Linked DNA regions of Mus musculus: region 2 is linked to region 1. A link is a loop called in an ENCODE intact Hi-C map of the cell type or tissue named here. Cell type or tissue: gastrocnemius. All regions are shown on one strand.

The links. A loop is a pair of places that touch in the nucleus more often than their neighbours do. Peaks named below come from ENCODE experiments on the same cell type or tissue, not always from the same donor. Only the 100,000 strongest peaks of a DNase experiment are listed, where the experiment ranks them.
Region 2: a loop joins it to region 1, with 2.4 times the contacts of the local background. A loop is called at or near these places in 3 of 42 quality-filtered maps.

Annotation. Positions count from the first base shown.
Region 1 is chr13:4,940,402-4,944,401 of GRCm38, reverse strand. No RefSeq gene overlaps it. Among named protein-coding and RNA genes, the nearest start is that of Gm40658, 220 kb to the right of the region's middle. In gastrocnemius, a CTCF peak has its summit at 1,742 (motif pointing left); a DNase peak (open chromatin) is centred at 1,742; H3K4me3 peaks cover 792 bases; H3K27ac peaks cover 1,023 bases.
Region 2 is chr13:4,774,557-4,778,556 of GRCm38, reverse strand. No RefSeq gene overlaps it. Among named protein-coding and RNA genes, the nearest start is that of Gm40658, 51 kb to the right of the region's middle. In gastrocnemius, a CTCF peak has its summit at 1,527 (motif pointing left); a DNase peak (open chromatin) is centred at 1,515; H3K27ac peaks cover 355 bases.

The DNA of each region.
Region 1 (4,000 bases):
CATGGTGAGTGTGTGTGTGTGTATTCCTAAATATAATCGGCTCAGACTATATAGTGCTATTATTAGGTATGTTTTCAGGACTGACTGGCACTGGGCAAGCAATTGGTGTGGTCCTTTCCAGTAGAGCCAGTTCTCAATGTGTCAGCTTTACTAGGTCTTTGTATAGCTTTGAGGCCTGCTGGGCTTTTCACTATGAAGTTTGGCATGTTCCTTGGTGTCATGCTTGTTCAGCTCACTTTTAGGCAGTCATGTTGCTGAGACTTTCTGGGTATAGCTTCTGGTATTACTAAGAGACATAATTTTTAAGCTCAACTGGGAGCACGACTACTACTCTAATAAGCATTGAACATCCAGTTCTCTTTCCAATGATTTTAACTGTCATCATCTGATTGGATAGATAATTTAGGGAAAGCCATTCATTTGGTGTGCCTTTGTATAGTTTTTAAAGCAAAAATAGTTGGAGTCACATCTTTAAAGAATATCGAGAATTTATATCTAAGTGGCAGATGAGTGGAAACCATCTGGACTGCTGTATAAGCACTATAAGATGAAAAGGAAATATTAATATTGGTTTCTTCAAAGGTAAGTGATTTGATCTATGATGTAAAAGGCTTTTTAAGAAGTGGAAAAGATATTCACTCTTTGTTCTTTTGAAACAGAGCAAAGATAGCATTCCTTTTAAGCCTCAATTATTTATGTTCCTGAAATATATGGGAAGAATTATTGGGCAAAGGCTTCACGTTTCTAAAGCAGCTGATTTTGTAGCTGTCAATTGAGTTATGAATGACACCACTTAATATAGAACATGAATAGCAGAAATGGGAAGGAATAAATTTGTTACATTTGTACATGTTAGATAGTTTCCATTGTTAATCTGACCTAAAGTATCATATCCAAACTGTCAAAGCAACAACATTTATATTGAAGAGAGTAATATTAAATATTTTTATTTAGTGTTTAAAAATTATCAACATGTATAGAAAGAATTTTTTTTCATGCCTGTTCCCTAGGGTCTAGCTCCTCCTAGAACCCCCCAAATCTATCTCCCATATAGCTTCACATTTTGTCTAATTTTTAAACAATAACCTGATAAGTCTAATAAATGCTGCCCATATATTCATAGGGGTGGGACTACCTACTGGAGCACAGGAAACCTTTCAGAGGCCAAAGAAAAGTGTTCCTTCCTACCTCAACAGCCACAAACTGCAAAAATATCTGCAGTTCATTTAAGGCACACAATTATCTATTTTCGTTGGCTGTTGCAAAGTGAATAACATGTTCTTAATCGCGTTCTCACGCCCGGCCAGGAAAGACGCAACAAACCAAAATCTTCTGCGGCAAAACTTTATTGCTTACATCTTTGGGAGCCAGGAGGGCAAGCGCCCAGCGCCCAGCCCCAAAAACGAAAGCCCCCTTCTTACATCTTTAGGAGCCAGAGCTCCGGCGCGCGCGCTCTATTGTTTACATCTTTAGGCAGCGAGCGAGCGCAGGGCGCGCAGAGCCAGAGAGATGCCAGCGAGAGAGAATGGCGGAAAACCCCGTCCCCTTTTTTAGGAGCGTTATATTTCGCCTAGGACGCATCACTCCCTGATTGGCTGCAGCCCATGGCCGAGCTGACGTTCACGGGAAAGGTAGAGTACAAGTAGTCATAAAATACCCTTGGCACATGCGCAGATTATTTGTTTACCACTTAGAACACAGGATGTCAGCGCCATCTTGTGACGGCGAATGTGGGGGCGGCTCCCAACAACATGTGCATATTTAAATACTGGAAAGATAGTAAACTCTTCATGAGCAGAACCAAGCCACAGGCAACTTTGCTGAAGGTCTGTGGTGATCTTAACATGGAAATTAGCTTTGCAGTCTGGAAATGGGGGTGAAAATCTAATGGAATCCTCTATGAGCTGTTTCCCTCCAAATTTGCTTTCTTTGTGTCAATTACTCAAAATTGCTTCATGTGTTCAATAATGTCTTCAATTTTACTCTTTTACACCTCAGTGGTGGATGCTCCTAATGTTCATAAATATAAAGGTAAGCAGTAGCAACATGAATAAAAACATTTGACCCATTAGAAAATATTTCAAGATGTGAAGATGGCCAATGTGAGATCTGGTTCATCAGAATATGAATGTGGTAGCATGAGAATCCAGGAAGGCATGAAACCATATGACCACCATCAACCTGAATGATAGCAAGCCCAAGTGAGGCCAAAGATGGTACATGGCTCTCTAATACCCACTTCAGATATGACTGCCTAATTTTGATCTTTGTCTTTATGAAATGCTCTGAAACACAAGTTTGAATATCTTAGTACTATTTCATGAAATAACACCATGGGCTTAGTCTATTTTTCTTAACATTATTTTATTTTTTTGTCTTTTTATTAGACTTGTGCCAAATTATACTTTAGTGTTCCATAGTATCTTCATAAATCCAATCCTTAGGATTGTTCTAGGATGATTTTCTCTTTTACCAATATTTTTAGAAAATAGGTGATGAGTGTATCATTTTGGTCTCTTCTCATGAAATAAAATAATATTCAAATTTTAATAGTCTTTTGAAGTACGGGTCTATTTGATGGGAAAATGACTTAAAAGTATTATTTTCTATGTATTGATCATGGTTCGATTATTTTAAAAGTTAAAGATATAAGTGTTAGTATAAATGTATGCTTCCATTTCTCTGGGTTCAGTGCCTAGGAATAAAGCAGCAAGGCCATGTGACGGGTTCATAGTTAATGTCTAAGAAACCCTAGAATGGCTCACACAATGCACCTGACTTACCAAAAGAAGAGGAGTCCCTGTGCTCCTCATCCCCTGTGGTACTCTTGTAATCGGCAAAAAGCTTCATCTCATTCTCACTTCATTTCTTTTTCTATAATTCTTATATTAAGGAATCCTTAAGAATCCCATAAGTATTCCTTATATATTTGCTAGTCTTCCCATTTTGTTTTTTATTAACATGTTATCAATTTGGTCATGTTTCTGCTGTTTAAAATTATGTCACTTATTCCTAATAAGCTGTAAGCATTGTTTATATGTTCTAGTCATGAATTTATAGTTGGATATATATATGTTTTCTGTGAATTTTCTTTTACTCACTAGCCTATCTTTTCTTTGTCTTTTTCTTTTTTAAAGTGTTAGCTAGGAGTCATTGCCCAAACAAAGAACACAGAACATGAACAAATTACATCAAATTTTGGGGAATGCTTTGAATTTTTCCTTATTACCACTGTCATTTTTTTCTGCTAAAAATCTTCTAGTACCACTCCTAAAGGGACAGTGACGTTTAATTCTATCAGGATCTGTTAGAATGTGGAGTCTGCAGAATGGCCAACTCAGCAATTATTTTCACAGAGTTTTAGGATCACTTAAATGTACTGTAGCACATGCTTGAGTCTCAAAGGTTTAGTTTAAAAAAATTAGTAAAAATAATCCTAAACAGATATTTTTCCTAAATGTTCTAAAAAAATAGAAAAATGTATACTTGGTAATACCTTTAGAATTTACCACATATTACAATTGACTGTCATTTTTATGATAGATATATTGAAGATCCCCGATGCTCTGTGTTTGAAAGTGAAGATATTCACCATAACAACCCCGGATAGCAACACTTCACCATTCAAACATGTCCAGGCTCTGCACAGGCTAAAGAAAAAGTGAAGTTCCATCGTAAGTGAAATCTGTGGAGATCATTGGAACAAACAAAGGGCTGATTTCTGCCTTTAAAATGAAAGCCTTTGGAAGTCAAACATTGACTACATTAAATATAAATGATAGCAACTCATAGATAAATTACATATCTGTAAAATTAATAACTAAGTCTGCCATTTGGCAAACTCTACATTCCAAATACACTCGCTGAAGATCATTCTAAGGGCATAAAATAATAGGAAGGTGATTGAAGTATTTTGTGAGGGGAGCCTTCAGTTTCTATATGTTCTTTGGGCCCTCATGAGGCATCTGGAAATTAAAATTTCAAACAGAAAGCTATGAAA
Region 2 (4,000 bases), 170 kb after region 1:
AGTGACTCTGACTCAGTAGGTAAGGACATCTGTAGTAGTGACTCTGACTCAGTAGGTAAGGACATCTGTAGTAGTGACTCTGACTCAGTAGGTAAGGACATGTGTAGTAGTGACTCTGACTCAGTAGGTAAGGACATCTGTAGTAGTGACTCATTTTACTTTTCATCTGCCAAAAGGTCGTCCTAAATCCTTGGGATAAATTCAATCTTAAGAGAATTACATTTACTTTTTTGAAATTACTTTGCCTAATAATTGTATAAAAGGTTTGTGAGCCATTAATGGACCACGTGAAGGCAAAGCTTAGCCTTCTGCTCATAATGAAAATGAAATACTATATTGGAATACCAGACAATAGATACCTCTAGGGTTTATATTCCTGACTCAGTTTCTCTTAATGTCACAGGACTTATGGGGGACATGCCACTTTACAGGCATTGTTTTCCCAGAATATCTTTTGTGGTTACAGGGAAAGCTTCACTGAGTCTGTTTTGCTTATACTTTCTATATAAGTACCAGAACATTCCAAACACTTATGAAGAGTACACAGAACTGATGTAATTATGGAGTATTTTGGGCACTCTGAAAGTGCATCTTTCTATGTTTTGGAATGGTGTATATAAACAACTGAAAAATATTTTGAGGAAATAAAACAAAGGAAATTTAAAAGAAAAAAATCTCAAAGATGGAAATTTTAAGGCATAAAAGATGCCACTTGCATGCATCCAAGATGAATTTTTGGATATGATGAGAGTTGAAAACATCTTCATTTCTTGAATTAAGACCATTTTTGTTTGTTTGCATTTTATTTGTTTGTTCATTTATTGTTTGGCAAAGAAAGATAGTGGCAAAATAGGATACAATGCTAGTTTGCAATGAACTTCCTCCTGATGTCCCAGGAGGTGCCCAAAAATGGGAGAATGATCCTTCTCCTTTCTGGTAGCCTGTGACCATTACAATACTTATTCCTCTTGGGTAGTACTCCACTGGAGTACACTGTATGGGGTACACTGTATGCTGAACTTTATCTGTTCACTAGTGACATTTATGAAAGGTATAATTCAGGGATAGGATAGGCTCTACTCAGAGTGTTTCAAATTAATCCATATTTTTAAATAATATATGTATATAATGTGTAGAAAATTGGTTTATAGAATCTAGTTTATATACTATATCAATGTACACACTGAATTATATTTTATCCACGTATTTAGCCAAATGTATGTATTCAAATAAACCAGTCATATCAGAAAGTCCACTATTTGCTGATGGAAATTTAAGTAACCCATTTTTGGTTTTTCTGTTCTTAGAACTATTGGCTTCTCCGAATTATATTCAGTGATTTTGATTTTGACAACAGACTATGGTAAAAATTATGTTTGAGAAACAAGAAAGGAAGTAATAAAAAAAAATCTTCTTTGAATAGTACATGGCTAAGTTCACACAATCGCCTACCTCCATTTCAGAGAAGAAAGGAACACTGCAGCTATGACCAATGTTGAGCAGACACCGCTGCCCCCTTCTGTCCATTTTCTGTAAGGAACCAATGATTCCTGGCCTTTTGTTGCACGAAACTTCTGAGGGAACTGATTTTGAAATTACAAACATGTGAGCCTCATCCTTAGAACATCTGAGGCTCAGCTGAAAAGCAAAGGATCCTTGGAAACATAGAATTAAGATATACATTTTTCATGTTGGTCTTATTAGTGTAATATAATCAGAATAAAAACATGGGCTTCATTTTTTTTTGGCTTCATTCTTAATAACACAATCAGAAATGGATACATTTTCTTTTGGGTTTAGAAAATTCTATTAGAAAGCTGTCAAGCTGACTCAGTAGGTAGAGACATCTGTCTGCATGCCTGACTTCAGCTCCATCCCTGGGACCCGTGCCATGGAAGAGAAGAAACAACTTCTGCAGTGCACATGTGCCTACATACATGATTACACACACACACACACAAACACACACGTTTATATATATATATATATGTATATATATATATATATATGTAATAAAATATAAACAAATAATATTTATATAATAAATAATACGCAGATGATAGATAGATAGGTAGACAGACAGACAGACAGACAGACAGATAGATAGATAGATAGACAGACAGACAGACAGATAGATAGACAGACAGATAGATAGATAGATAAAATATAACTTTAAAGGCATATAAGGGCTGGGAAAATGGCTCAGTGGATTACATGCTTATTGTGCAGGGAAATGAGCTGAATATGGTTCCTGACAACCCACATAAAGCGTCAGCTGTGTGCCTGTAATCTCAGTCAGGAAGGACTGTGACTTGCCTTCCACTAGTCAAACAGTAAGATAGGGTCTGTTAAGGACTTTGCCTCAAAGTATAAGGGAGAGACAATGTCACCCAACATGGAATTCTGGTCTCCGTGTGCACAGACAAATGTATCCATCATAAACATACATACGCTCATACATTATCAATATCTGTAAGTATATAGTATAGTGTACCTTGAAAGAGTGAATATAGTAAAATAACAGCTATTAATATAGTATTATATCTCTATATGTATTCATTATAGTCTAGTAATAGTAATCCAAACTAACACATTAATACACATACTATGTAAAATATTTAATATACATTGTAATATGCATATGTAGGCATACTTACATATCAGTGTAAATGTAGTTGTGCATGTGTCTTTGTAGTTTAAAGGCTATAGCATACAATGCAGTTTATGTATATATCATATATAATATACATACATATACAGTAATATACACCAAGTATACACATACACATTTGCATGCATTGTTCACTAACATCTGCATTTAGTGCTGTAATTTGTAAGAGCGTTATCTCAATTTGAAGTTTCAGTTTGTTTTCAAAGTTCACACAAACAAGCTTTTTTATTATTACCAATTATTCCAGTGTTTCCAGAGACAGGTTTGATGCAGCAAAGTCCTTTGATCCACAGACAAGCACAATCTGATTTCAGCCAGAAAAGGCACTGTAGTCAAATTCCTTTCTTACAAGTGATCTGAAAAATTCTATTGAACTCATTTGATATTTTCAGTTGGTGAAAAATGTAGGCACTACGATAGTTTTATGTTACACAAATTAAAAATTTGAATCAACAGTCATAATTTAGAAAATCAATAAAAAGAAAAAAAGGAACAAAATTATTCTGAAACTAATATAATCTTTCCATTTTCCCCAACAGTAAATACAGTATATAGGTCCTTGTCAAGCGTCACTCTTCTGATGAAGGCTTCCTTATGTCTTGAGTTAGACATTCATACACTGACATAAAATGTAGCCTTTCAGTTTCTTTCCCTTCAAAGTCTTAAATCTGGTTTGAAACCCTATGATAATTGTTTTAAAAATTAGGTCACCAATCTGAGAAGTGATTCAGAAATATGTTGGCTTATGGAATGACTAGAAATGTGTAATTTTCAAATATAGCCTTGTGAGGTACTCTTTGCCCGGTATCAGGTATATACAATTCTCAGAATATTTGGAGCTACAGACAGGGTTTCCTGAACCTTTTCTCAGACAGACATGAGGTTGTCTTTGCTTTGCCATGGAATTATGCTATAATTTCCTGAAAATAAATAAATAAATCTCAAGAATCAAATGAGATATATTATGCAAAATAGAAAAACATAATAAAATGCAAAAAGCTTAATGTAGGCATCTGGCATCAAAACATCTCACTCCTCCTGAATTCCAGTAACGGGTTGACTTTTAGTTTCCTTTCCTTTCACGGACAATTAAGTTTTAACCAAGTACATGGCGGAAATGTCAATACTGGGCACAGTTTAACTGGAAGAGTCACCAGTGCTGCCTTTGATTAGATTCTTGTACAGTGCGCCCAGAATAGATATTCAATCTAAAGAGTGATAATATCTTTAATGCACCATTTATTATGGATTAACTAACAATCTGTTTATACTCAGTCATATCAATTGAGATAATCAAGTTCTAAGAGACAGAAAAATTGTGGCTTTTTT